Linked DNA regions of Mus musculus: regions 2, 3, 4, 5, 6 and 7 are each linked to region 1. Evidence: chromatin loops called from intact Hi-C (ENCODE). Cell type or tissue: heart. All regions are shown on one strand.

Region 1 (4,000 bases):
GGTGACTTGCCCAAGTCACGCAGCAGGCTCCCGCCCCAAGTCAGCACTCCACACTTTAAGAGTGTCAGCGACAAGCTGACTTCACACGGTTGCCCTGGGGAGGGGTGGGGGGTGGCCGTGCGGGTGACCCCTGGATGGAAAGTGTTCCTGAGGCTAAGGTTGTGCTGCTAGCAACCAGTTCCTAACTCAGCTCCTCACTCGGCCGCGGCCGCGCCCCCGCCGCCGTCCGCACAGCCCACACTCCCCGCCCCTCCTGGGCGCCGACCTGTCACCCAGCCGCCCCCACGTGCACCCAGCTCCCAGGATCAAAGTCTGGGGCGGCCGGGCCGGCAAAGGGGAACCGCGGCCCGGAACCCGCACCGCGGGAAGCGGCAACTGCTCACTGCGCCCCAGGGCTCGGCGCCACCGCCCTGCCGCCTGCCCACCGCTGCACGCGGCCCGCGCCCACCCTCCCCCGTACCGCCCGCCGCTGCACCCGGCCGCGGCCCCCGGCCCACGCCCGGCTCCCCAGTGCACAGGCCCCGCCCCCAGCTCCCGCGGCCGCGCCCCGCCCCCTCCCGCCCCTCCGCCGCGCTAGCCAATAGAGGCCGAGGAAGGGCGGGACGCCGGGGCTGTCGTGAGGCAGCTCTGGCCAATGGGGAGGCGAGCCGGGCCTGGGGGGCGGGGCACCGGGGCCTTGTCACGCTCGGGTCCGTGTGAAAACGGGGGTTCCGAGTGCAAAGCAAAGTTTTTTTGTAAACCGTCTGCAAAGGAGGGGGGGCGAAGACGGCGGACGCCTCCGGGCCGAGCGCAGTCGCCGCGGACGCCGTCTCCCGAGCGCTTCGGTCCGATGCTCGGCAGCCCCTCGGCACGCAGTGGCCCGCCGCGCCCTCCGCCTCGCCAGCCCAGCCGAGCGCCGGCGCTTGAGTAGCTGCGCGGCCGGCGGTTTCCCCACAGCGCCGCTCCCGTTCCCGCGTCAGCGCCGAGCCTCAGGCCGCCGCCATGGGCTGCTGGGGCCGCAACCGCGGCCGGCTGCTGTGCATGCTGCTGCTGACCTTCATGTTCATGGTGCTGGAGGTGGTGGTGAGCCGGGTGACCGCGTCGCTCGCCATGCTGTCCGACTCCTTCCACATGCTGTCGGACGTGCTGGCGCTCGTAGTGGCGCTGGTGGCCGAGCGCTTCGCCCGGAGGACTCACGCCACGCAGAAGAACACGTTCGGCTGGATCCGCGCTGAGGTGATGGGCGCACTGGTGAACGCCATCTTCCTCACGGGGCTGTGCTTCGCCATCCTGCTGGAAGCCGTCGAGCGCTTCATCGAGCCGCATGAGATGCAGCAGCCGCTCGTGGTGCTGAGCGTCGGCGTGGCGGGGCTGCTGGTCAACGTGCTGGGGCTCTGTCTGTTCCACCATCACAGCGGCGAGGGCCAGGGCGCGGGCCACGGCCACTCGCACGGCCACGGCCACGGCCACCTCGCCAAGGGCGCGCGCAAGGCGGGCCGCGCGGGGGTCGAGGCGGGCGCGCCGCCGGGCCGGGCGCCGGACCAGGAGGAGACCAACACGCTGGTGGCCAACACCAGCAATTCCAACGGGCTGAAGGCGGACCAGGCAGGTGAGCGCCACAGTGTTCGGGACAGGCGCCCCCTGGCGACCGCGGTGGGTGCCACGCCCCGCGCCCAGGTGCGCGGTGGTTTCGTGCCCACTGAACAAGTTTGATAATGATGTGCTGGGGGTGTGTGGGCCCTGGTTAAAGGCGGCCTTTGTGAACGGGAGTGTGTGTTTCCCTGAACCGACCACCTAATCCGGAAAATCACTGTTTAGGGACCTGCCAAGGCACGTTGCACCCTCACCTCCTCGGGTTGGCATAATGGTGCTCGACCCAGTGGTGATGTATTACTCTCGTGGTTTTAACGAGCGTTTTTCATCTTGAGCACGTGTGCTTGATGGTAATTTGGAAGGTAAGTGTTGAAAAGAAATGAGAAAGAACCTACCACCCTCGATGTTAACATTGTGTGTATCTTCCAGTTTTTCTTGCCACTTGTATCTGGTTAGGTTACTTACGGAGGCAGCTTACCTTCTCCAATGCATAGGAACATGTTTGGAAGTTCAGGTGGTGCGTGGGAAAGGAGAAAGAGAAGCTCCTCAGGTGTGCCCTCTGACGGGAACTTTCAGGTTACTTAGTGATTGTTGACTTCCAACTTTGTTGATAGCTTCAGGTTGTTTTGTTGGTTTGTTTTTGGTTCCTCTAGACGGGTTTCTCAGGATAGCCCTGGCTGTCCTGGAACTCACTCTGTAGGACAGGCCGGCCTCAAACTCACAGATTACCTCCTGCATGTCTCTCTGGGGTCAAGGCCTGCACCCCCAGCAATAGACCCAGGTTGTTGATTTGTCAGTTTGTGAACCCTTCTACAAAGACGCTATGTTTTATGTTCTTGACGATGATTTTACGTTAGAGCTGCTTTTCTCAGTCTGTCTAGTGCCACTGACAGAGACCCTCACATCAGGTTTGTTCCTGTCAGAGGACATCCCTTCAGTGATGCTTACTGATTGCCTAGAGTTTTGTTTCTCTTGTATGTTTCAGAGAGGTGACGCAGTGTTTACACGACCCCATCCCAGCAGTGAGGGCAGGTGAGAGGTGGGAAGGAACAAGGAGCAGTAGCCCAGTGACACAGTGGACTCTCCGCTGTTGGGTACTGGCGGGACCCAGGGCTAGCTCACTGTGGGTTGCTCTCAGCACACTGTCATTGTCACAGCTTTATGAAACAAGTTTAAACTCACTCACTGCCAGACAAGATGTTTCTGTGGACACTTTAAATGTGCTTAGTGAAAATTGTATTGTTTTGTTGTAGAGCCAGAAAAATTGAGAAGTGATGACCCAGTGGATGTACAAGTAAATGGGAATCTCATCCAGGAGTCTGACAATCTGGAAGCGGAAGACAACAGGGCTGGGCAGCTGAATATGCGAGGAGTGTTTCTGCACGTCCTTGGAGATGCCTTGGGCTCCGTGATCGTGGTCGTGAATGCCTTGGTCTTTTACTTTAACTGGAAGGGTTGTACTGAAGACGACTTTTGTACGAACCCGTGTTTTCCTGATCCCTGCAAATCGTCTGTAGAGATAATTAACAGCACCCAGGCCCCGATGCGTGACGCTGGCCCATGCTGGGTGCTCTACCTAGACCCAACCCTTTGTATTATAATGGTTTGTATACTTCTGTACACGACTTACCCATTGCTCAAGGAGTCTGCTCTCATTCTTCTACAAACTGTCCCTAAGCAAATCGATATCAAACACTTGGTGAAAGAGCTTCGAGACGTTGACGGCGTTGAGGAAGTCCATGAGCTACATGTCTGGCAGCTGGCGGGAAGCAGGATCATCGCCACTGCCCACATAAAATGTGAGGACCCCGCTTCCTACATGCAGGTGGCCAAGACCATTAAAGATGTCTTTCATAATCATGGAATCCACGCTACCACCATCCAGCCTGAATTCGCTAGCGTCGGCTCTAAGTCAAGTGTGCTCCCGTGTGAGCTCGCCTGCAGAACTCAGTGTGCCCTGAAGCAGTGCTGCGGGACACGGCCACAGGTGCATTCTGGGAAGGATGCAGAGAAGGCGCCAACAGTTAGCATTTCTTGTTTAGAACTCAGTGAGAATCTAGAGAAGAAGGCCAGGAGGACTAAAGCTGAAGGCAGTCTCCCTGCTGTGGTGATAGAGATTAAAAACGTGCCAAACAAACAGCCCGAATCATCTTTGTGAGTCTTGAAAAAGATGTGATATTTGACTTTTGCTTTTAAACTGCAAGAGAAAATAGACTCCATTGAAATACTAAGTTTGCCAAGTAGTGTAATTGAAGTCCTTGTCTGGTCGCACAGTTTAATTCTATTTTTGTAAGAACATAATGGAACTGCCTAATAGAGAGTGCTACATTGCAGCCTTGTGATTCTTAGTGCATAGTGCAGCTATGCTGGAACACGTTTGAAAGCCAGTTTTAACACTATGTTACATTTTTGTTTAAAGTAAGTATAA
Region 2 (4,000 bases), 600 kb before region 1:
CTGTCAGCTGAGAGACTGCAGAAAACACTCAATGAAGTCTCTTTAAAAACTAAAATGTAGGGGGCTGGAGAGATGGCTCAGTGGTTAAGAGCACTGACTGCTTTTCCAAAGGTCCTGAATTCAATTCTCAGCAACCACATGGTGGCTCACAACCATCTGTAATGGGATCCGATTCCCTCTTCTGGTGTGTCTGAAGACAGCTACAGTGTATTCATAGATATAAAGTAAATAAATAAACAAACCTTTTTTTAAAAAAATTAAAATGTAAGTTATGCTTAATGATGCAGGCCTGTAGTCAGAGCTAGAAAGGAAGCTGGTGTAGAACTGCAAATTCAAGACCAGCCTATGCCTGCCTCAAAATAAGTATTCTTAAAGGGGGAGAGAGGCTAGGGATGTGGCTCATTGGTACATAAAGCCCTGGGTTAAATACTGTGTGTGTGTGTGTGTGTGTGTGTGTGTGTGTGTGTTTGTCTATTTATCTGTCTGTCTGTCTGTAGGGTGTATGTCTGTAGTGTGTCTCTCTCTGTGTGTATATATATTATATATATGTATATATATGTATATGTGTGTATATATACATATATATATATACATATATATATATGGAGAGAAAGAGTGTGTTTATATGTGTGCCTGTGTGTCTGTCTTTAGAATGTGTGTATGTCTGTGTGATGAGTTTGTCTCTGTGTTTGTGTGTGTGTGTATAGTTTGTTTGAAAGTGTGCCTATGTGGTGTGTTTGTCTGTGTGTGTCTGTCTGTCTACCTGTATATAAGGTGTGTGCTTTTGTGTGGTCTCTGTGTGTGTGTGTGTGTGTGTGTGTGTGTGTGTGTGTGTGTGTGTGTATGTATACACAAGCATAGACAAGAAGAGCCTCCGGTCTTAAACATCTCAGGAACTCAAGTCTTCTACCATGTGGACTTAGAGGAGTAGTGAAAACCCACCTCCTGGTAGTAGAGTAGATACAGTCAGGGAAGCTACTGCATGGTACTGAAAGGTTCTGCCACTTCTACAACAGCAACTCTTAGCCAAGGGACACTCTTCTGGCTTCTAACAGAGTGCTCATGGGGTTTGAACACACTGCCCTTCAAGTAGAAATGAGGCATCAATGGAGCACTAAGTCCATGGACCTGTTTTGGTGAAACCCTGACAAGGCTCAGCTCCAACCGGCCTTGCAGAGGGAAGGAAAGGCCTTGCCTGACAGAACCCCTGCCTCATCCCTCCAAGCACCTGCTCTGCCCGAGTTCCCCAGAAGTGATGAGCCACTTACCCTTCCCAGAGGTGACATCGAACACCACTCCCTTCACTGCCAAGTAGATGGGCTGATCCTCCTGGAAAGCAGGGGGGGAGGTGTGAGGAGCAGGGGAGAGGCCTGAGGCACTGAGGAAGTCACTGGTGCAGAGGGCAGCTTACACCACAACCCCATGGACTGTGGTGACCTTTCTTCTTGTGAACCTGGACCTTTGTGGTGTCCTCACATGCCCTTTGCCACCCTTTCAAAGGGTATTAATGGAACATATACTCCTGTCTGCTCTCCAGAAAGAGGGGAAGACATGGCCTCCCCCACCACCACCACCACCTGGGAAGGGACATTGGAATGCCTTTTCCAGTTCAGACTTTGGTCAGTAGCTACAAAGGGATTGAACATCGTTTTGGCAGCTGGCACCTCAGAGAGAAGAACACAAGACAGAAGAGCCTGATCTAAGTTCTAAAAGTTGTAAAGTTACCAGGCAGTGGTGGCGCACGCCTTTAATCCCAGCACTTGAGAGGAAGAGGCAGGCAGATTTCTGAGTTCAAGGCCAGTCTGGTCTACAGAGGACAGCCAGGGCTACACAGAGAAACCCTTTCTCGGGGGTGGGGGGGGAGTAGTGAAGAATCAGATAATCAAAAAAGACTTGTGTCACCTAGAAGTGTAAGAGGAAATAAACTGTATGCTTCCCAAGTTGCTTTTGGTCACGGTTACTGCATTGTATCACAGCAACAGAAAGCCTATGACACAGGGTCAAACCATGAGACCTTGTCTCAAGAAAGGAAACAACAAAAATGTAATTCCAAAATTGTACACAGGGACTTTGAAGTTAAGCTGGAAGGACCCTAGATGATGAAATACTCCCCTTGTGGGTGAGGCTATTTGTTGTGCCTATGTGCACAGGTCTGTGCCTGCGTGCGTGCAAGTGTGAATGTGTGCGCGTTGAGACACCGTCTTGCTCTGTAACCTAGGCTGGCTTTGAACTCAGTTCTCCTGAATGTCTCTTGAGGGTTTGGATTCCAAGCTTGCCTCACCACACCCTGCAGAGTAAGGCTATTTGGGCCCAAGGAGGTTGAATTGGGCATAGACTGAATCAGAGAAGGCAGGACCAAACTTGGAGCTTTGGAACACAAGGCTCCGGTCGCCTTCTCGCCCTTGACCACTAGAGGGCACTCTTAGCCCAGAGAGAACTTCTGGGACTGTAGGGGCGAATGAGTGGGGTGGGGGGGGCAAACTTCCTCAACCTCAGGGCTCGTACGACAGGAAGGGACCTTCACTGTCCTTCACCTGGGACACGCCGTGGCCTGCCTACCTCTGGCTAAGCAGAGGACGACCACAAGTGCTCCAGCGGCTCTAATGCAGGGCCACGGAAGAACTGGGCAGAGAGGAAGTAGGTGGAGCGTGGGCACAGCCGGCAGGAGGACTTAGACATTGGTCAGAGCTCCTGTCCCTCACCAGTCTCTGGGCCCAGAGCGGAGCCAGACCTGCCCTCTGTGCACCTCTTCGGAAAAGAGGAAAGCTGCGTGGGTGTTTTGGTTTGGTTTTAGGGTTGTTGTTGTTGTTTTGGTTTTGGTTTGTTTTCAGAGAAAACTGCTCTGAGGGCATGGTCTTCTTACTGCCGGTAGCACCCACGACCTATTTCAGGGTCATGGAACAGGGATTTATCAACAGACTAAAAGGGATGGGAGAAAATAATAGAACGTGAAAGAAAATGGAAGTGCCTGAATGTGAGCTTTTCCTCAGCACACTCTCAACTTTTTATAATAAGGTCAGCAGGCGCAGAGGCTGGTTCAGGGTCGCTGTGCCAAGCACTTTGTGTGTCTCCATCTCGTCTTCACAAGATGCCTGTGTAGACGAGGTACTCCCTGTAGCCGTGGGAGGGGGAGTTTTACATATCCATCCAGGAGTGAAGTACTCAGCCAGGTGTGACAGACAAGGCTGAGATCTGCAGTCAGGTGACTCTACCTGAAGGACTATGTCACAGTCTTTCAATGGCCCGCCCCCAATCCATTGAAAGGCCAAGAGGTTCCCCCAGGAAAAAGAAACTCCACCTAGTAGGGCATGGTGGTGCTTGCTTTAAGATCTCTGTGAATTCTTCAAGCACCCTGGTGTACATAGTGAGTCCAGGACAGCCAGAACTACATAGGGAGACCCTGTCTGAACACCACTCCTGTGAAGAAAGGAGAGAGAGAGAGAGAGAGAGAGAGAGAGAGAGAGAGAGAGAGGAAGAAGAAGAAGAAGAAGAAGAAGAAGAAGAAGAAGAAGAAGAAGAAGAAGAAGAAGAAGAAGAAGAAGAAGGAAGAAGAAAGAGGAGGAGGAGGAAGAGGAGGAAAGGAGGAGGAGGAAGAGGAGGAGGAGGAGGAAGAGGAAGAGGAGGAGGAAGAGGAGGAAAGGAGAAAGAGGAAGAGGAGGAAGAGGAGGAAGAGGAGGAGGAGGAGGAAGAGGAGGAGGAGGAAGAGGAGGAAAGAAGGAAAGCCCTTCTCCTGAAGAATTCCAGCCTCCTTCCAGGTACAGCCTGCCTAGTCAGACAGCCCCGCCATCTGCAAACTGCTGTAATAGTATCCCCCTCTCTCTGATGTCAACACCATACAGTTGAAAATATGGTCCCCGTGGTGCTTAGTAACTTGGGCCAAACACACAGCACAGCAAGAATCCAACCCGGGATACCATTATAAGCTTTAGCATGGCCAAGTATTGCATCACAGAAACCATGATGCTAACTGGGCGGGGGCAGAGGTGATGTCCTGTGACTG
Region 3 (4,000 bases), 190 kb before region 1:
GAATATAATGACACAACTTGAATGGTCATCTTATTACACTTCTCTCCTTAGGTTTATTTGAAGTTCTTGGTGCCTAAAATGAAAGGAAGAATGGCCAATGAATGGGTGTATCTGACTTTTCTTTTGCTACTCATCAGTTGAGCCTCTATGGACAGTTCCTTGACAAGGCCAATTGCCTTTAATTCTTTTTAGGTGTGCTTTGTCACAGGTTGGGATGGGCCTTGAAAATACACATGAGCTACATCCCTAGCATGCCCTGTACAGTAAAATATGTTTGTGAACAGGTAAAGGATAATAATAGCTATAAAGGCTAACATACATGGAAATTATTTATATATCTATATCAATATCATACAGGTTCTGTGTAGAATAGGAATTAAAAAAATATTTTCACATGGCAAAAGGCAACTTGCCTGTCATTCCTGGATCAAAGTTGGAGGAAAGAGAGGGACAGTTTTATCAAAGCATGAACATTTTTTTGGTTTGATTTTTTTTTTTTTTTTTTGACAAGGTCTAGTAGCCTAGGCTGGCCCAGGACTCCTGGCACTCCTGCCTTAGCCTCTCTGGTGCTGGGATTATCTATGAGAACCACCACACTGGGCTTTGACATTTTCACAATAAGTGATACTCCTTCAAATATGGCAGTTCCCTAGAGACACGTGAAAACTGCCATCCTAGCTGGGCATTGTGGCTCAAACCTATGACCCCAACTTTGGGGAGAATGAGGCAGGATGTTTTCTACATGTTGAAGGCCAGCCTGAGCTATGTTATAAATTACAGATCAGCCTGGACTACATAGAAAGTAAGGCCTGGTTTTAAAAGAAGGAGAAAACAAACTGCTGCTCTAGTCACAAAGCTTTACCTATTCATAGACAGGATCTCTAACTCATTCTTTATCCTAAGCTAGCCTGAAGCTCACATCAATCCTCCTGCCTCAGCTTCTCAAGTGCTGAGATTAGGAGCATCAGCTACCACACCCAACAAGAGATACTGGGTCTGAAAGGACCCTTGGTTTTGGTGGTTTGGTTTTGTCTTAGGTATGCTGTCTGTATTCCTTATGGTGTTCAGCCTTTGAACCCAAATTCAGCTAATGTCCTAGTAGTGATCAGGGCTGGCTAGGAGTTCTTAAGGCCATTGTATTCAGTATCAAGCATGTGGCTAATTGTTTTTTCTTCATTAATTCAGTTCTATTTCTGTGCAGACCACTGGATTCTCACTGATCTGCCCCCACCGTGTGTGTGTGTGTGTGTGTGTGTGTGTGTGTGTGTGTGTGTGTGTGTAGCGGGATTGAAAATGTTGTCATTCAGGTTTCAGGTGCTTTCCAGAAACAAGAACTCTGGCACTTAAAACAATTGATTTAAAACACTAGACCGTAATGCCTTGGGGAGGTTCAGAAGAAAAGCTCTGAGCCCAAGCGAGTTTCTTTAGGAATGAAAAGGAGAAAGCGTGCCAGCCTGGGGCGGCCAAAGGAGCCGCAACAATGCAGCGCAGCGGCCCTTTTGGCTGAAAGGGGTCCAGGAGGGCCCGAAAGGTCCGCGCGCGCTGGCAGAGCTGGCCTTCTTCCTAGACCTTTCCGAGCAGCGTTCTGCCCCGCCCGACTCGGAGCTCGGCGACGTCCGGGGCCTAGGCCGGGCGGCCCGGGGCGCCCTCGACCGCGCACTAGGGGGTCCGTGGGGCGGGCCGCGCCGCGCCTTCGTTAGAGGGCGCTCAGGGGCGCCGCCGCTTCCTCCCGCCAACCCGCCCCGCCGGCCGGGGCGCACGCAGCCACCGGGCCCTGGGGAGCGAGCGAGTCTCCACGCCGCCCGGGACCTGGAGCCGGGAGGGCCGCGCCGCCGCTGCCGCCGCCGCCGCCTCCTTCCGCCGGCCATGCATTCTTCCGGCTCCCGCAGCCCGGGCTGGGTCCCGGCCTGCCCAAGGTAAACCTGGGGCGCGGCGGGCCGGGCCCGGGAGGCGCTGGGGGCGGGGAAGGGTGCCGTTGGTCGCGTGGCCTGTGGAGGAGGCGGCGGCGGCCCGAGGGCCGAGGGCGCGGTAGGCCCGGGGAGGAGGCGGAGGCGGGGGCGCGGGGCATCGCCCGCCTCCCCGGGACCCGCCCCGGTGACAGGTCCGGCCTCTGAGTCCCCACCGCGCCTCTGTCCGCAGGCAGCCGCGAGGGGACTAGGGCGCCCGCGCGCCCGCTCGCGCCGCGCCTCGGGCCGCCTGGGCCGCCGCAGCCGCGTCCATGACCGCGACCCCCGGGCCAGGGACTCCCGCCGCCGCCGCCGCCGCCGGCCCTCGGCCCTGTCGCCGCTCGCCGCTCGCGCCCACTGAGGTGAGCCCGCCGAGGAGGATACCTGGCCGAGGGGAGCCCTCTGTGGAGAGCCCGCTGAGGGGACCCGGCGGAGGAGAGCCCGCCGCGGCGACCCGGAGGCCGTCCGGCTCCTCACCTGAGGAAACCGCTGCCCGAGCCTCCTCAGCCGGGCGTCGCGGGCTCCACGGGCTCCGCATCCCTCGCCCCTCGGCTTCACCTTCTGGTCCCGCTCCCCTCCCCCTCCCCGCCGGCTTCCTCTCATCTTCCTCCTTCTCCTCCTCCTCCTTCCTGGGCCCCTCTCCTTTCCTTTCCCCTTCAGTGGCGAGGAAAAGCAAGCACCCCGCTCTTGCGGACGAGCCCTTGGGGGAGCCCCGGTAAAGGCATGGCCGGGCGTTTCAGGACCGGCGTGGCGGGACCTCCGGCCGGCGGGTCCTGGTCCGGGTCCAGGTCCGGGGCAGCGTGCGGAGACCGAGGGTCGCAGTGCGGGGCCGCCACCGGCTAGCGGGACGGTCTAGCGTTGGTTAACTGTGTTCCGCCGTGGCCCGTGCCCCGCAGAACGGCTCTCTTGACCTTGTGCGGCTCCTCCCTCCTCACTGTCCCCCTCTGGAATTTGCCCTCGAGATCGCCAGGCGGGCGAGCGAGCGAGCGAGCGAGCGCTGCATCTGGAGAGCGTAGACCCTCGCGTTTTCTTGTATTTTTGTGCTGGAGATTTCTGTGCTGCTGCCGCCGACTGCACCCATTTTTCCTTTTGAAATGATTTTTTCCTTTCATCCCCAGAAAGACAGGACCGACGCCAATGTAAGAATGGCCGTGACCGTGGAAGAAGCTCCGTGGCTGGGCTGGATTGTAGCGAAAGCCCTGATGAGATTTGCCTTCATGGTCGCCAACAACCTGGTCGCTATTCCATCCTACATCTGCTATGTAATTATACTGCAGCCACTCCGAGTGCTGGACAGTAAGCGCTTCTGGTATATCGAAGGACTCATGTACAAATGGCTTTTAGGAATGGTGGCTTCCTGGGGCTGGTATGCTGGATACACAGGTAAGAGGGAGAGCACTTTAATGCCCAGGAACCAATTTGCAATGCTATGCATAAGTCAGGAGCCATGATTGAATCTATGTTGTGCTTTGAGTTGAGAATGCCTTGGCTATTAGGAACAAATAGTCTTGTTGGATTTCTCATCAAAACCTCAGCCAGGAAGCCTAATGTTTTCAGAAGTATAGTTTTATAATTAAATATTATTGATAGATGCCTTAAGTAGTGTATTTTTTATTCAGTTGACATTGACTCATTAAAGTTGGTCCTTAAAAAGCTATCACAGAGGAATAGGAATGCACTACATAGGACTTGAGGGCTTCCGTAGTGAAGATGTAAGTAAGATACTTAGCCCATACGCATTGGACATAAGAAGAGCCACAGAGACATATATATTTCTGCTCAGATAGTTTAATAAGTTTTTCTCATGTAATGTAATACTGCACTGTGTAATGTTTTAAGCTAAGTGTTCCCCATGTCTATTATGTTTCTTTTGTTTTCTAGAATTTATATTTTATCTCATAAATCTATTATTAAAATTTTTAAAATATGCTAATTTCCCTGAGTGTCTTTAAGTGGATTTCTCTCTTTGCTTTTAAACTTCGTTTTGGGGAGAAGGGGTAATGCTGTGCTGAAGTGGACTTTAATAGCACGACATGAGACGAGGCATGCGTTTT
Region 4 (4,000 bases), 47 kb after region 1:
TAAAATGAATCTGAAGCAAAACCCAAACTCCATAAAGTGACCTCATATCTCTGCCTTCTTTTCTGTGGGTGGGCAGAGCTAACACATACTAAAGTTTGCAAATCCCAGTGTGGAGCCAGATGGAGCGTTACATATGTGAAGTACACCATGCCACACATACAAACACGTGATTCACTTCAGCATCCTACAGACTTCTGTGAGTTCTCAGAAAATATGCCTCCTCCACAGGGCAAGAGGCAGCTGCTGCGTTGCTGTCTGCCCGCTCTTAGCCTTTAGAAGGGTGGGCCCTGGTAAACAAAAGGACTCTTTTGTATGGTCTCTTTCTCAGCAGAGAAATATCCACGAGGCCTCCGTTCCTTGCCGCGGACTGTAGATCACCCTTTCTCATGGTGACACAAAACACACAGAATCAACTCATTTGTTCATTCTCCTGAAAGGTATTTGAGCTGTCTGTTAGAAGGGAAACTTCTAGAAGTATACCTGTGCAGGGGATGACCCTCTGGGAGATTTTAAAGAACAGGAATAGATACCTTCTGTCTTCTGATCTTTCTGACTGTTACCCACCAAATCAACCATATTGGACATCTGAGATGGGCCTAGTGGGGCTCTCCTTGCCTCAGGTGTCAGATGTTCTGGATCAGGGGTGGAAGAGTAAGTGGCCAGAATGCTGGGCAGGGCTGCTCTAAGGATGTTCATGCATAGTCCAGGAGCTTAGAGCTGATGATGTCCCAGTGGCCTACACTCATGTCACAAAGACATCTCCAGTGTGCCCACAGAAAAAAGTGGGGTTCTTTATTCTGGAATGAATGTCTGACTGGCAGCGAGTGTCCCCAGTAGAATCTGGTTTTTCTCTGTCCTCTCTGGTTCTCCCTTCATCCCTCCAACTGTGAGGATTCGGAGCTAATTTGAAATGATCAAACAAAGCTGTGATGGCTTGTATATGCTTGGCCCTGGTAGTGGCACTATTAGAAGATGTGGCCTTGTTGGAGTAGGTGTGTCACTGTGCTTTAAGACCCTCATCCTGGCTGCCTGGAAGCTAGTCTTCTAGCAGTCTTCAGATGAAGATGTAGAATTCTCAGCTCCTCCTGCACCATGCCTGCCTGGATGCTGCCATGGTCCCACCATGATAATACTGGACTGAACCTCTGAACCTGTAAGCCGGCCCCAATGAAATGTTGTCTTTCGTAAGACTTGCCTTGGTCATGGTGTCTGTTCACAGCAATAAAACCCTAAATATAGCTCAGAGAAAGGCTGGCAACAGTGAGTTCACCAGGTCTCCTGGAGGGCCAAAAAGGCCAAAGGACTCAAAATCTTCAAAGTTCTCGGGAGATAATGGTGGTCATGGAGGAGAGGGCATCAGGAGGAGCCCACTTCCCAACTTCTAGAGGGACCTGCCATAGATACTGTACTGATGCCACTGCCAGACCCACTACAGGGCATGAGTGAAGGATGAGAAAACAGCCAGGCAGTCTTGACCCTATGGACTCACCTCTGTTTCCATGACTGAGGGGACACTTGGGGGGGGGATGGGAAGGATGGGGAGAGACAAAGTAATGAACAGGGCTTGCTCAAGGTGCTTGCTTTGAGGTAGCCAACCCTGGGTTTCATCCCAGCTTTGCCCCTTCCTAACTGAGCCTTGAGCTTTCTTAACAACCATTTCCTTGTCTGTTAAATGGTGACTCAGTAGACACCCCATCCCCACCCCCAGGGGTGCCCTAGATCCCACAGCTAACCCCCTAAATGACATTAACAAAAGGCAGAGGATGAACACAGAAGTCTGTGTTGCTACTACCATTCCCCTTGCTTGAAAGGCACATATGGGCCTTTACCCCATTTTCCCTGCGATTCTGTGTTTCCGTTATACGGAGAGTGGGTGTGGGCCTGACTATCCCAGTCACCATCAAACGCAATACTGTCTCTCCGAGAAGACTTAGGAAAAGTCGCAGCTCAGAGGACTATAGGTATACCCAAATGGAGGTGCCTCCTTGCTGTCATTAAAGTATGAAAGGAAGAGAGAGTTTCACCTTGGAGCTGGGGCTGAAGCCTTGCTTGGTGTGGGATGGCTGGCCACTCAGAGGACATTATCCCCAACCCCTTGAGGCTGGACTGGAAACAGCAAGACTAGTGTGGAAAAGGTTACTGGTTCAGCTGTCCTCAGGAAATGGGTTCATAGCAGCCTAGGACAGCTCACTTTGCCCTCTGGACTCCATAGCAAGGCCGTAGGCAGTGGGTGGCCCTCTCCCCAGGCTCCAGGCCTGTTCTCATTTCTTCCATCCTCTGGAAGGCCTAGGCCTACTTTGGGCCTCACCCCGTGAGACTTCCTTCCCCTGGTGACTGTGCCTTTGAAAGCTGCTGAAGAATTTCCTGTTGCAGGCATTGTTAGGGTTGAGGATTGCTCGGCTTCCTCTCTACCCTGGGAGCTGTGGTCAGGTTGTTTGAGCCTGGGCCAAACTTGGGGAAGCCCTGATTTGGGGCTAGGAGAGAAGACCACTGAGAAATCAGAGACACGGGGCTAACCAGGGTGAGCTGCTGCTGCTGTCCTGGACAACTGATGATAGATGTGTCACCCCAGGCCTGTCAGGACAGGAGCCAGAGTGTTACTACCAACCCTCTACACTGGACAACCCAACAGGACGCAGGAATGGAGGACAGAGGCAGTCCCCGGAAAAGAGCCTGTTTGTGAACCCCGCAGTGCAGGTCCTGATACTTGCCCATTGGCATTTGGCTCCCCTGGTGCTGTGTTCTAAACCAGCTGCTTATCTGGGTTCAGGGTTTAGACATCCTCATGCTGTTTCTCTTGAATCTCACCCTGCACCAGGAGCTTTCTCCCTCAAGGCAAAAACTAACAGTGCATGTGGTCTTGCTGGGTTTAGTCAGGTGACCTGCCAGAGAGGCATGGACCCTTGCTGCTCAGTCTGGAGCATCTGCGGACCCCTGCCAAGGTGTCAAGGCTCTCCCAGCCCACCTCCGTACTCCTGTGAGGCCTGGAAGGATAGGAACAGGTTCTGTTGGAAATGTAGCCACTGAGGCTATAGCCTCAGCCTTGATTGCTGAGAAATCTGGACACTGGGAGGGTGAGGGAGGCCAGAGGGACAGGGGTAGGGAACCCTGAAATCTGTAAGACCTGCCATCTTCTCACATGGGACATGGGGCTGAGAGAACCCCAAAGTCTTGGAGAGAGGGCTGTGGATAGTATAAGACAGAGGAGATGCTTATTTGCAGGTTATGTGGCCCTGCATGTGCAGGCTTTCCTTTGCTGTCCAGAACCCAGCTCATTTCCATGAGGTCCCCAGGCTGGGGAGCAGTGACCTGGGGCTCCTCCTCCCTCGCCTTGGGTGGGGGCAACTGGCCTGGCAGTGTCCCTAGGTCTGAGCAGAGTAGGACACCCCTGTGGTGGAGAGGCTGTGAGGAGAGGGTGGAGGCTGTGTGTTCTGGGGTGAGAGGCTCTCCTCAAAGGCAGGGCCAGGAAGGAAGGAAACCAATGAGAGGCCTCCTCAGTCTCTGCTTCCTGTGGTAGCAGGAGCTGACTTCAGGGCCTTTCCATTCTGGTAAGGGAGTCCTGCCCTCCTCTACCAGCGTACCCTTTCCTCAACCCACCCCTAGCCCACCTTTATATCCACCTTGGGATTTCTAGGACACCGTGTCCCTCCCTCTTCCATTCACAGGGGCTGTCTGGGCTTATGACTAAGGAAGACCAAGGGACCCGCCACCTCCTGGTTCAAGGATCCTATGCAGTCCTGACCTGAGGTACCTGAGCCCAGATGGCTTCAGATTGGTAGAGTGGCCATTGCCAGGGTGCTGGGTTGGGTGTGGGTGGGTGAGCGGGTCAGTCTTCATCTGTGGAGGTCCACACCGGCACCCTTCTTTAGTGCTCACTTCTGTGTTTGTTCTTTCTCTGTCATGGCTCTGCCTCTTCCTGGAAAGGAAGCGCTGATGTCCAAGCAGCTTGGTGAGCAGCAGAGGAAGCTGTGAGCTGGGGTTCGGGCCATGGCAGGGCTGG
Region 5 (4,000 bases), 73 kb before region 1:
TTCCCAATGCTTTATGTAAACTCTGCTGTTGGCACTTGCAGCTGTAGAAGCTGTCGGAGGGATTACTTACTTACGGTTATAGCATCTGGGGTCTCTTGCAGCTGCAATGCCTGGGATCTTTTGCAACTCTGACTTTTTCAGTAGCAGCTTGGAATGTTAAAATATGGTGAGCCTCTTCTCTGTGAAGGAAGGGCCTGACAATCTGCCAGCAGGGAGTCCTGTTAAAGACTGGGAACTCAGTGCAGTGGTTTTCCTGCCTTTCCCTTCTCCTTTGGTCTATAGTGATACTGACAGCAATACAAAGTAAAATCTGTGTATATAAAAATCCTAAGTATGAGGTCTTAAATGTTCTGGAATTTTAGAAAAAACTTAATTGGATGCAATTGTTTATAATTAACAAGTCATCTTATTTATAAATTTTCCAATATAATATAAATCTATTTTGTGGAAATTTATCACTGTGATGTTTGTATTCTCTGTGTGTGTGCGCACATGTGTACAAATTCACGTGTGTGTGTGCAGGTGCAGGTAGCATAGCACCTAGAGGGCAACCTCAGATGTCATTGTTCAGGAACCGTCCACCTTGAGTTTTGATAAGGATTCTCCCTGGCACAGGATACAACAGTTTTGCCAAGCTTGCTGTCTCCTAAGTCCCAGGGTACTTCCCTCTGCCTCTGCCTCCCTAATGCTGAGGTTACAAGCACATTTTATATTACCTAACTTTTTTTTTTTAAAGATTTATTTATTATTATATCTAAGTACACTGTCTTCAGACACACCAGAAGAGGGCGTCAGATCTCATCACGGATGGTTGTTAGCCACCATGTGGTTGCTGGGATTTGAACTCAGGACCTTCGGAAGAGCAGTAGGTGCTCTTAACCACTGAGCCATCTCTCCAGCCCCAGCACCTAATTTTTTATATGGTTCTGGGCCCTGAATTCAGCCCCCCCCCCCATGCTTGCATAACAAGTACCTTTCTGGCTGAGTCATGTCCTTAGCCCATGATGCAATTTGTTTTTATTCCGGATGTCATTTGTGTTCCATTTTTCTACAGTTATGTATTCATTCCACTGTAGGCTGTAGTGGAACGTACTCTGATCATGGAGGCTAGCACTGCAGAGACGATCGAGGAGCACTGGGCAATGTTGAGAAACATTCCTTGTTCTGCTTTGTTTTTCCAAGACAGGGCTTCCCTATGTAGCCCTGGCTGTCCCGGTTCTCAGTCTGTATAGACCAGGCTGGCCTCAAAGTTAGAGATCTGCCTGCCTCTGCTTCGTGTGCTGGGGTTAATTAAAGGGCCAGGACTCTGGTTCAAGAAGAGGAGGGAAGTGTTTTCTCTACAGCCTCCCTGATTCGTGTTACTTGCTGTTAAATGTCCTTAGAAACATTGGGGAACTGTTAGCATGAGTTTTATCATTTGTCTTCATTCTGGGCAATGTCAGTTTTAAGTGGAAATGCTTTGGGCTTGATCCTGTGTGGTTGGACTGCACAGCTCACTCACTCTGGTTCATTCCTGGAGAGTGCCTCAAGCAAGGCAGGAGAGACTGCACTCAGCCTTCAACAATGTGTGCACGTGTGCGTGCGTGCGTGCGTGCGTGCGTGTGCGCGTGTGCGTGGACAGCTGGAGGAGGACCTGTGACTTACTCTCCCTTCCCCAGCCCTGTGCAGTGCAATGTCAGGACTCAGGTCTAGCCTACCACCCTGCTTTCTTAGGTCTGCTGTCACATGGATTGTGACTAGCCCTGTTCTGAGATGCCTAACACCTGTTCCCAGGCCCCTGCTGAGTGTCCTTATAAGAAGTTAGAAACTATAACCGAAGGTGTAATACCTTCCACGACAGCAGTCTGCAGTCTCAGTCACCCATAAAACTTCATTTTGAAGTCTGGAGCCAGCTAGACGTGGCTATATCTATCTCAGACTAACCTTAATTCATTTACTGTCAATGGACAGTCATTGAGGGCCTACCATGTTAAAACCTGACATTAACCCATTACCCTGGAGAGCCCGAAGTCTCCGGCATTAGATCTGTGGGGTCAGGCAATGGGGAGCAAAATAAAGCTGGTTAAAAGATCTAGGAAATAGTTGTGTGTGAACCCTTTTTGGAAAAGGGGACATTGGGGTTCAGGTTAGGAAGAACAGCAGGTAGGGGGACCCTGTGGGGTAGGGCAGGAGGAAGGGGGCTTGCAGGGCAGGGAGAAGAAGATCCTTGAAAGCGTGGAGGCACACAGCCGACTTTTGCGTCCTGCCACTGAGGCGTCGACGCAAGCCAGTTCCAGTCCATCGGGACCATATGCTGGACCAGAGAGGAAGCTCTTTGAAGGAAGGGGCTGCTCTGAGAGGCGATTCTTCTCATTAGGCTTTCAGCAGGTTCACCAGCGCCTTAGCAATGGTAGAAAGTGACCTCACGGTGGCGCCAAGGCGCCGCGAGTCCAGCAGCCGGGAGGCCATGGCCCCGCTGAGCACCACCAGCTCAGTTACTTTCTGTCTTAACACCCCTGCGAAGAGGTGTCAGAAAAACCGAGGCACACAGGTCGCAGGTGAGTGGCACAGCTGGTGACGGACTCCCAAGTCACCTTGGCTTGGTGAAGGATCAGGCTCCCAGGAAGGAAGCGCCCTGCCTGCTCCTCTGCCTCCCAGCATAGCAGCGACCTCTTTCCCACAGTGGGTGTTGAAGCTTTCAATTCAAAGGGTCAAGAGATGTTTATTCTGGAGCCAAAAATGAGTGACTGTGGCCCAGGCACACAGATTCAGGTTACCCCAAATACCATGTTCCAGCGAGCTGACAATTTCATGGAGTTTTTATAGTAACAAAGTCAGGTGCATGGACCATGGCAGGGAGCCCCTGTTATAGCCCTCAGATGCCCTCTGAGAGTCTCAGAGTTGGGGCTAGAAGAAAATAGAGCTAGATGTTCACACCAATAGGTACCACACAGAAGTGGGCAACATGTGGCTGTCTACTGGGTTAAAATGGCCCAAGATCATTTTGCTCTGGACCTGCAACATTCCAACGCTCCACAACCCCTGCCTTTCTGATCACATTCAGCCTGGTTGGTAGCAGGCTACCACAGTGTGACTTCTCCCAGAGCTTAGCGTGGGTTAAGGTGAACGCCCACCCTGAGCATTGCCCGTTGCTTGTGGTTCCAGTGCTGTAGCGGCTGAGGCAAGATAATTAGGATATAAGGTTATCCGCAGCTCCGTAGCCAGTGTGAGGCCAGCCTGGGCTACACAGTGTGAAGCCAGCCTGGGCTACACGAGACCCTACCTCAGAAAAACAAAAAACAAAATAAACCTTTAAAAATCGGTAACAATAAACCCCCAAACCGCCGGGCGTGGTGGCGCACGCCTTTAATCCCAGCACTCGGGAGGCAGAGGCAGGCGGATTTCTGAGTTCTAGGCCAGCCTGGTCTACAGAGTGAGTTCCAGGACAGCCAGGGCTGCACAGAGAAACCCTGTCTCGAAAAACCAAAAATAAATAATAAAATAAAAAGCAGAAGAGTTTAAAAAAAAAAAAAAAAAAAACCCCAACCCAAGACAACTGGGCAGTTTAGCAAGATGGGCCAGAGTGGTGTGATAGAGTCAGGTGGCCCTTAGACCTGGCGCTGAAAGAGGTGACTGGGCAGGTTTAGGTAGGGTAGAGTAGATTTAGCTGCTGGTTTTAAAGCAAGACCCCGGGAGGATGGGTCTAGAATGATTTTTCTTCCTCCAGCTTTCCTCGATGTTGTCTGCCATATGGAGGCCCGGGCCAGATGCCTGAGACACCCAGGCTGCTCAGGGCCCTTCCCTGAAGTCTGTCCCACTTACAGACAGGTCTTGTTGTGAGACCAAAGGCAAGGCTCCCAACTGGATTGGGCTTTGAAAGGAATGAAGAGAATGCGAGGTGTACCAGGAGTGCTCAGTGACTTGGAAAATGAGGACCCGCATTGATGGGTGGATTTCTCAGAAAGATGTTGAAATCAGTCTCACCCCAGGGAGGTTCATGCTGGCTGATGGCCTGCAAATG
Region 6 (4,000 bases), 180 kb after region 1:
CAGAGTCCCCCGCCTGGCCCAGCAGCAGAGCTCAGGACTGAGTTGACACTAGGTGCTTCCCCTCGACATCTGGGGGATGTGCAAAGCTACCCTGACTCACAAGGGTGTCGTGGGGGACAAAATGAGAGCACATGACATTGAGTGAGGAGCAAATGGACCATAAGGGGCAGCTTCACGTTTAGTGGCTCTTTTTTCTTCAAGGCCCCCCTCAGGAAAGTGGGGATTGTAACTACATAAGGCTGTTTCTCCCCCTAGTCTAACAGGACTGACTCAGAGGCTTTGGCTCCCCAACTTTGCAAGTCACCCTGAGATACCCCAAAAAGGAAAGCTCTTACTCCCAGTGGCTGGGCCCCTATGTCATCCACCCACATCCAGTGGGTTCTCCACTGACGTCGGCCATCCTTGTCCCACACCACCGGCCTTAGCCAGGGACCCTGAGAACGTCACCCTTCTCTGTTGTGGCCCCTTTCCACAGCTAGCCCTACAAGAGACCAGGGAGACTACAGTCCAGAGTCTGGAGACAACCCATTTCCTGAACTCACTACCTTTCCCACCTTCATCTCCCATCCATCTTTCCATCTGTAATTTCTGCCTTTTCTGTTTAAATCAGTTGTCCAAGGTGTCAGGTTTTTATCCAGACTCTCAGTTATGTTAGGATCTCTGGATTGGGGAGGACTCGTTAACCCAGACGTTTGCTGTCTAAAATTATCTCTCACACACCCAGGAAGTTCTATTCTCAGAAATGCTTTAACCAATTTCTTTGCATTTTAAGTATTCCCTAAGACTTTTAAAAAATGTGTATATTCCTGGAAAAGGGAACCGTCCTCTTTGGCCCTAATCTAGTTTTCACACAGCACCTATGCCCGATGTTTATTGCAACAAGCTGGATGCCTTTTTTCACAGGCCATGGAGAGGATTGGGGAGAAGGGAGTCTCTCCTCATTTTACAGACCTTAGCCCACAACTGGACTCCGACGAGCCCCGCGCCTGCCGCAGCGAGATAAACAGAGTTCTCACGAAAGTAAAATAGCCAAATATGGAAAGTCAGCAGACAGAGTGGAGAGGCTGAGGAAGAAAGAAGCCAACCAGAATGGCCCAGAGGGATCCGCAACAAAAGTCCTCAGAACTGTCCTCAGAACTGTAACACCTCACAGTTGGGTGGCAAGGGGGTCAAGCAGTGGTGTGAGGACTGTCTCCGTCCAACCTGCGGTGGGTGCTCACCTCTAGGCGCCCGGGTCTGCTGAAATCTGGAACTCACCTTCTGCAGAGTCGGGTTCTGTTTCCAATCGAGCACGCGCTATAGCACCGGCGCAGGCTCGAGACCCTGGCATTAAGCTCACGTTAACGGGCTGTGCTCACAAGTCTTGCAAAAGTGCCCTCGGCCGGGCGCGGGTGTCCCGCGTCGCCTCAGTTCGCCCGCTACCACACACGCCTCCGGCTCACCACCCTGAGTTGCTTTCGGTTTCTGAGGAGCCGGGACGGTTAGCTCACCCGGACTTCGCCACTTGCGGGGCTCGCGGAGCTCCGCTGGCGCCCTACGGCGGCGGGCACTAGGCTGCTTCGCCTCAGCAGCGGGTTAGGCCAGCTCCAGCGGCGGGCTCCGGGAGGGGCGGGGCTGACGATGGGGGTGTGGTCAGGGTGCCCAAGAGGCAGGGCTGAAGGTGGAGGCGTGGTTATGTCTCCCGAGAGGCAGGGCCGAGGATGGGGGCGTGGTCATGGCGCCCAAGCGGCGGGGCGTGAGGCTTCTGACAGCGGCCAGAAACTCACCTGAGCTGGGCGAAGTATCCCTCTAGATGCTGGGAATCACCCAGACCCTAGAAGCCTAGGCTTCTCTTTCTAGAAACATTAGTATCTTGTGCGCCTTTGAATTGTATATATTTTGCTCTTCAATCAGCCTCCCTCCGACCCCCCAAACCTATTTATTCTTTGAGTAGACACGTTTGCTCAAGATCAGAGATCTGGCTCAAATCACTTCTTCCCTGAACTTGCTGCAGTCCAGTACAAATCTGCCAGTCCTCGTTCTGCTGTTAGCGTAACGTTGACAGTCTCTCTGATGTTCTGTTGTCAAAAGCGTCCCAGTTAGTTCTCCTGGTCTTCAGAGCCACCTGGTGGAGGGTGCCTGAACTATGAGCGTTCTATCTGCGGTCTAGAGAGAACTGAGTGGACCTACCCAAGGCTAGAGCTTGAATTCTTGCCTCCCAAATCCTAGCACAGAGTTGTTACAGTGTATTCGCTCTACAGGTCCACAGTAATTGCAGCCTGTATGAACGAAGTGAACTAGCATCTCAAATCTAACCTCTTCCAAGTCAGACAAACGCGGGAAATACTTAGCTGTCTTGAGCATCAAATGTTCATCACGGAGAGAAGAGAGTACTAGGGCCCTTGCAGTGGACACAGGTATGCATTGGAGCTGGGCAACAGCTGGGAGCGGATGTGGGATCTGGTGGAATAGTCAACAGGATCCCAACACCCAGGTGCAACTCTTTGGTTATCGAGATTAAACCCTCCCGTGGGCATGCTTTGGCCCTCTGGACCAGATTACTCTTGTGAGAACTGAAAGAGACTGAGCCTAAGTCCTCTCCTTCCCTAACCCTCCCAACAATACATCTATTTACCTTACTTTCCACCTTCTTTCACATGACTGCAAGGTGACAGGACCCTATGGATTTAGACACCATAGGAAACAGGCAATATAGACTGGAAAGACCATGTCTGAAATGACTAATGTAGCTATGGTTCTGAAAGAAGCAATCTGTTCTAAATATGAGACCCAAGGTCTTGGTATGATGAAGTCCAAAACTGGGATAGGATAAGTTCTTATTGTGTTCCAAATGGTGGCCACCGGACTCACAGACAGAAGTCTAAATGAGAATAGATAGGACTTTTTTGGTGGGATTGGAGAAGTGTGGTCTCGTACATTTAAATTTTTTTAATTATTTTTTATTTTGCTTGCTTGCATGTCTGTGTACCACGTGTATTCCTGGTGTTTGTGGAGACCAGAAGAGAGACCTGGAGTCACAGACAGTTATTAAGCTTCACATAAATGTTGGGAGTTGAACTCAAGTCCTCTGGAAGAGTAGCCAGTGCTCTTAGTGTTAATATCAGAGTAGTCAGAAGTGAAGGATATGTTCCCAGCTTGTGGTGTTGATCCCAGAGTCAGTCTCTTGTAGCCTAGGCTGGTTCACATTTGCTATGCAGCTGAGGCTCATTCAAACTACTAGCCTTCTTCCCCCATCTCCTGAACACTGTGATTACAGGCGTACACCGTCACATCCAATTTTCTACGTAATCATGTTTTATTTTTCTCATGTACCTTCAAGAAAGTTTATGTTTTGTTTTGCTTTGTTTTGAGACAAGAGAAGATGTCTCTGCAGGTGTCAAATCAGGCATGAAGACAGGGCCAGATTTGAGCATTATTTCAATATTTTGAAAGTATTCATTATTTCCATATACTATTTAATAGTAAACTGATTTACTAGTCCTTAAACTAGAGTCACTTATAAAGAGAAGGATGGCATGATACACAAACTCTTTCTTCAGAAGGAAAGGGCAAATATATGATTCTTCAGGACACTCTACCTACCACCAGTGGTTTAACTGGTTGGTGTGACTGGGCAGTCTGATGAAGAGGGAAGGCTGCCACCTGTTGGTCGAATGCATTATTTCCCTCAGTTTATACAACAAGACTGATGAAGTCATGTGTTAGTTGAGGACAAAAAGCATAATTCCAGGGCAGGTAGGCAGAAGCTGGACAGGGCAAAGGCTGTCCCAGGGCCTGCAGACGCCATTAAGATGAACAAATGTGCTGTGGTGATGGGGAAAGACGGAAGAGCAGAGCACTGTGCGCTATGAGGAGAGGCAGAGCTAGAGCCGAGAAGAGGGAGAGGCTGAGAGAGAGGGCTGAGGTGGATAGTGGGGTCGGTGGGATGATGTGCAGCACCTCACAGCGTAGACAGATGCTGATCCCCCAGCTCCAAACACACTATCAGGCCACGGGATTG
Region 7 (4,000 bases), 330 kb before region 1:
GATCAGGGAGTAAAGTATCAGGCCCAATGGTGGGGATGGAATAGAGAAAATGGAAGACTCAGTTTGAGGTAAAGAGGCTGAATCTGTGGGGATGGAAAAAGAGATTCAAGCAGACTTAAGGGATTTCTTTTTTTTCTTTTGAAAATGTCATAATGAGGAATATGGAGTCTAAGTTTTAGCTGGGGACACCAGTTTAAAATAATGTCACTCCCAAAAATTGGGAAGAAGCCAACTCAGTTTGGGGCATTAGAATATAAGATGCTTGTATGCCTAACTGTCTAGATTAAGTTCAATACATACAGCTTTTACAGAAATTAACCCAAAACATAGGGAATGGAAGAGTGTAGCAGCAGTAGAATCCTTACTTACGGCTATAATCATTTAAGGCCCAGCAACACCGGAGGGGAAAAGAGATGCAGACTTCAGGAGGTAACAATCAATGAATGCCAGTGCCTATCACTGAACGTCTGTCTGGCTATCTGTAAGCCGGAACGACAGACTGAAAAGTGGGTAGACAGAAAATGTAGCACATAGGAAAAGAGGTGGAGTTGAAACTCAGACGCTCCGAAGACCGCTCACAACCATTGTGCAGGGCGGCCATTCCTAACACAGGGCGAAGTAACTTTTGTAAAGTTCGAGCAGAGAAAGAGGCAGAATGTAACTACAAGAGTATCCACAGAGGGAATACGACTACAAAGTTTTAGATCCGGGCAGGACCTCAAGGAGCTTTTCCTCTTCTCAACATTCTTAGGACCACTCTTCAAGGTCTTAGTTTAACAACACATCAGCCTAATCGCATCTCAGATTGCCAATGTTTTTAAGAGTACTGTAGGAGATGAGCTGGCTTTCTATATGCTAACAGGAGAACATGGCTGAATTCCACCGTGAAGAGAAAAACGAGTTTAATCCCATTTCTGGAAGTACCTCGGCATCAAGACACATTTGGAACAATACCCTTCCATCCATTACCCGTGGTCACCTCGTGGGTGTGGCTATGGGCATCTTTTAGTCTGTATTTTAGGACTTTTCAGAGCCTGCAGAGATGGGGGAGGGGACTTTGGCGCCTTAAGATTGAGTTCCTTAACTGCGGGCCATGCGCGCTGGTGCACAACGAACTTGCAGGGATCGCTAAGGTTCTGCAGAGACGGCAGGCACATCGCTGGTGCCAAAGCGTCTCCCACCCCCGACTCTCACAAGCGTGCACTCTCTAGTTAACGCGCGATATTGACGTAAGCAGCCAGGGGCCCGGGACGCCACTGAGCGTCCTAACTTCGGCCTCCGTTCCGAACTAAAAAGCTCGATTACGGTGAAAAGCGTCCGGAAGGAACCCAAGCACGATGTTCTTCGGCGGTCCTCGCTCGCCCGGATTCGCTCCGGCCGCGGGAGACCTGGAGGCCCACAGTCGGCAGCGATCCAAGGTGGAGCGCCTGGGGGGAGGTGGTTCCCGCCACGGCCAGCGGCCGTTGGGGCCGTTACTCACCGTTCCTCAGGACGCCGAGCTGCGGCTGGCGGAGTACCGAGTTGAAGAGCATCTGGGCCTGAGGAGAAGGCTCAGCTGAGGGGAACGCCGAGAAGATCGCCCCCAAGTTCCACAGGAGCCGCCGTCTGCACCCTCCACAACGCGGCGCGGTTTCGCCTCCAACTCCCGCCACTAAGAGCCCCGGCCGCCAAACTCCGCGCCAAACTGACGTCACGCTTTCTGATTGGCTCTCGTCGCAGCGTCCTGGCGCCTCGAAGGCTCGCCCCCATCCTAAGCTCCGCCTCCCTCTCGCTCAGCCGCGGGAACCCAAGGTTCACAGGCTCCCTGAGCGCCTGCGCGGGGGGGCCCAGAGAGGAACTGGCGAACCGCGGGGCGACCGAGGCGCATGCGTACACTGCCTGACAGCGCGCGGAGGGAAAAATCCGCGAGACCGCGGCGGGAGAAGATGGCGGTGCTGGGGTAGAGTTTGCAATCTTTGTGACTGGGCGAGTCGGGTAACTGTCCGGGTCATGGCGTCAAACTCAACCAAGTCGTTCCTGGCCGATGCCGGCTATGGCGAACAGGAGCTGGACGCTAATTCCGCTCTTATGGAACTGGACAAAGGTACGGAGGAGGGACGCGGGCGAAGCGTCTGGGGGGAGTGGCGCCACCTAGTGGCGGCAGCTACAGAGGCTAGAAAGGCGCATGCGCCGATGTATGGGGCGGGAAGCACGGCTGCTAGTCTTGGAGCCAGCGCTTAGGCGCATGCAGGGTTGCTGGAGTAGCCTTGCACAGTTGGAGCAGAGGCTCGTGCTTGCGAGGATGCCTTTGACCACTTGGGGGCACAGTCTCTGGTTTCCCAGGCAGCAAATAAGATAAAGTGCTGAATTTTGAGATTATTTTTTAAAACGTTCAGTGCAGGTGAAGCCTTCATTAAGAGAGCCAAATGATTTTCTGAGCGTTTTACAGCGATTTGTCTTGCGAGACTGTCAATTGCGCGTTCTAAAGCAGGTTCCATGTGGATGAGAACATCCGAAAAGCTTGGCTGAACGCGCTCATTCTCTGCACACAAGTTCCACGAGTTAGTTCCCCTTATACAGGTAGCTAAGAGAAAAAATTTTAGGGTTAGGAGTTAAATTCCAGTTCTACTAAAGTGATTATGGAATGCGGCATTATCATCTAGCCTCGATATGTCAGCAAAGTGGGCACAGTATGTCAGCTGTTGTAAATGTTAAATGGCAGTGGTATGCGAAAAGATGCCTTTATTAAAGGCTGAAGAGGGACTTTGACAGATAGCTATCCATAAAGAAGTCCTGTGTAAATGTGAGACCTTTGCTTCAGTTTCCTGCCAAGGTTTTTACACTATAGGCAATTCTTGGTTAACTGTAGCCAGTGTGTAACCTGTAGAGAACGGGACTGGAAACCAAGGATCTGTAAGTTCAAGTCTGGGGGGCAGGGTGTGCCAAGTAGGGACTGGGGGATGCTGAGAGAACCTGGAGGTCAATTAGACTTTGGCATGTTAAATATGCACCTTAGTTCCTTGTCCAAGTTTGAAACCAGTTACAGGTAAGAGTTTTTTACGTTTTACTAAAGTCTGTGACATCCAGGTTGGCCTGTACTCCCTAAAGCCAAGGATAACTCTCAACTTTTGATCCTCAGCCTCCCAAGTCCTAGACCTGATGTGGCCCATTACACTGTTTTATTCAGTGCCAACTCCCTTCCCACCGAAATGTGTATGGCTCTAGCGTAGCTAATCTTGTCCCAGGCTAAGAGTAGATAGTGTTGTAGAGCAGGGTAAGGATATGGAGCAAGGAAAGGAAGGACATCCAGAGTTACCTTCTAAGTGTTGTGAGCCAGTGTGATGGTTTACTGTGTGAAACACTTCCTGTGCAAGCCTGACAGTCACACACATGTGCACACATACATACAATAACAATGAAATAAGGTTTACATTAAAAAAAAAAAAAAGATGCTGCGGCTGTAGGGATGACTTAGCCTTTAAGAGGCCACACTGCTGTTTTGTGGGACCAGAGTTCAGTTCTCAGCACTCACACCCCAAACCTCACAACTGCCTGTAACTCTAGAGGGTCTGTTATACACCCATCTCTCCCTCCCCCTACATACACATAATTAAAAGTGAAGCTCTTTGAAAGAAAAGGTTACAGTTGTAATGAAAGTAATAGTACAACCTTTTTAATAAGAAGAGTTGAAATTAAAACACATATGTGTAAGAAATAAGTGGGGGCTGTTGAGTGTTTTACAGATAAGCCCTAAGCTCAACAAGACACATTGTATCAGCCGGGAACAGTAGTGTGACACATTGCTAAAGGCTGAGTCCCACATATTACTCTAATAAGTGTAGCTTTTCCTAATGTAGATTATTATCATCAGACCAAGTATTTGCCCCTCCAGTGATTGGAAGTTGTCCAGATGAAAACAGGCAAGATCCCCTTCCTGCAGAGAGAAAGGTTTAGTGACATCACTCAACCTGATGGCTCTGTGCACACCTGGCTTTGAGAGGATGGGTGGGAGTGGGGAAGG

The links. A loop is a pair of places that touch in the nucleus more often than their neighbours do. Peaks named below come from ENCODE experiments on the same cell type or tissue, not always from the same donor. Only the 100,000 strongest peaks of a DNase experiment are listed, where the experiment ranks them.
Region 2: a loop joins it to region 1, with 2.2 times the contacts of the local background. A loop is called at or near these places in 2 of 42 quality-filtered maps.
Region 3: it touches region 1 in a loop (2.1-fold over the local background); 3 of 42 quality-filtered maps call a loop at or near these places.
Region 4: a loop joins it to region 1, with 4 times the contacts of the local background. A loop is called at or near these places in 11 of 42 quality-filtered maps.
Region 5: a loop joins it to region 1, with 7 times the contacts of the local background. A loop is called at or near these places in 29 of 42 quality-filtered maps.
Region 6: it touches region 1 in a loop (8-fold over the local background); 6 of 42 quality-filtered maps call a loop at or near these places.
Region 7: it touches region 1 in a loop (2.6-fold over the local background); 6 of 42 quality-filtered maps call a loop at or near these places.

The regions. Positions count from the first base shown.
Region 1 is chr1:191,906,026-191,910,025 of GRCm38, forward strand. Slc30a1 (solute carrier family 30 (zinc transporter), member 1) reads left to right here and starts at 756. Exons shown (of 2, transcript NM_009579.3): 1 at 756-1,588; 2 at 2,826-4,000. The coding sequence starts at 982. The coding sequence ends at 3,730. 1700034H15Rik (RIKEN cDNA 1700034H15 gene) reads right to left here and starts at 1,502. Exons shown (of 5, transcript NR_030669.1): 1 at 1,035-1,502. In heart, a CTCF peak has its summit at 1,643 (motif pointing left); DNase peaks (open chromatin) are centred at 646 and 1,616; H3K4me3 peaks cover 3,356 bases; H3K27ac peaks cover 1,923 bases.
Region 2 is chr1:191,310,192-191,314,191 of GRCm38, forward strand. Nenf (neuron derived neurotrophic factor) reads right to left here. Exons shown (of 4, transcript NM_025424.3): 2 at 1,269-1,329. Among named protein-coding and RNA genes, the nearest start is that of Nenf, 5.9 kb to the right of the region's middle. In heart, a CTCF peak has its summit at 2,402 (motif pointing right); DNase peaks (open chromatin) are centred at 2,650, 3,187 and 3,926; H3K4me3 peaks cover 1,194 bases; H3K27ac peaks cover 1,224 bases.
Region 3 is chr1:191,716,290-191,720,289 of GRCm38, forward strand. It overlaps Lpgat1 (lysophosphatidylglycerol acyltransferase 1), which reads left to right and starts at 1,735. Exons shown (of 8, transcript NM_172266.3): 1 at 1,735-1,916; 2 at 3,065-3,329. The coding sequence starts at 3,092. In heart, a CTCF peak has its summit at 1,673; DNase peaks (open chromatin) are centred at 1,692, 2,102 and 2,632; H3K4me3 peaks cover 3,103 bases; H3K27ac peaks cover 2,705 bases.
Region 4 is chr1:191,953,014-191,957,013 of GRCm38, forward strand. It overlaps a transcript of Rd3 not described here. Among named protein-coding and RNA genes, the nearest start is that of Rd3, 22 kb to the right of the region's middle. In heart, a CTCF peak has its summit at 2,148; DNase peaks (open chromatin) are centred at 2,338 and 3,448; H3K27ac peaks cover 1,990 bases.
Region 5 is chr1:191,832,595-191,836,594 of GRCm38, forward strand. Nek2 (NIMA (never in mitosis gene a)-related expressed kinase 2) reads left to right here. Exons shown (of 8, transcript NM_010892.3): 8 at 1-455. Among named protein-coding and RNA genes, the nearest start is that of Nek2, 13 kb to the left of the region's middle. In heart, a CTCF peak has its summit at 2,399 (motif pointing right); a DNase peak (open chromatin) is centred at 2,457; H3K4me3 peaks cover 301 bases.
Region 6 is chr1:192,090,999-192,094,998 of GRCm38, forward strand. Traf5 (TNF receptor-associated factor 5) reads right to left here and starts at 1,601. Exons shown (of 14, transcript NM_011633.2): 1 at 1,258-1,601. In heart, CTCF peaks have their summits at 2,115 (motif pointing left), 3,647 (motif pointing left) and 3,848; DNase peaks (open chromatin) are centred at 103, 353, 1,613, 2,103 and 2 weaker places; H3K4me3 peaks cover 2,112 bases; H3K27ac peaks cover 1,291 bases; H3K27me3 peaks cover 424 bases.
Region 7 is chr1:191,573,869-191,577,868 of GRCm38, forward strand. It overlaps Dtl (denticleless E3 ubiquitin protein ligase), which reads right to left and starts at 1,676. Exons shown (of 15, transcript NM_029766.3): 1 at 1,481-1,676. The coding sequence starts at 1,532. Ints7 (integrator complex subunit 7) reads left to right here and starts at 1,768. Exons shown (of 20, transcript NM_178632.6): 1 at 1,768-2,083. The coding sequence starts at 1,990. In heart, no CTCF peak of the experiment used is centred here; DNase peaks (open chromatin) are centred at 1,143, 1,783 and 2,163; H3K4me3 peaks cover 3,603 bases; H3K27ac peaks cover 2,498 bases.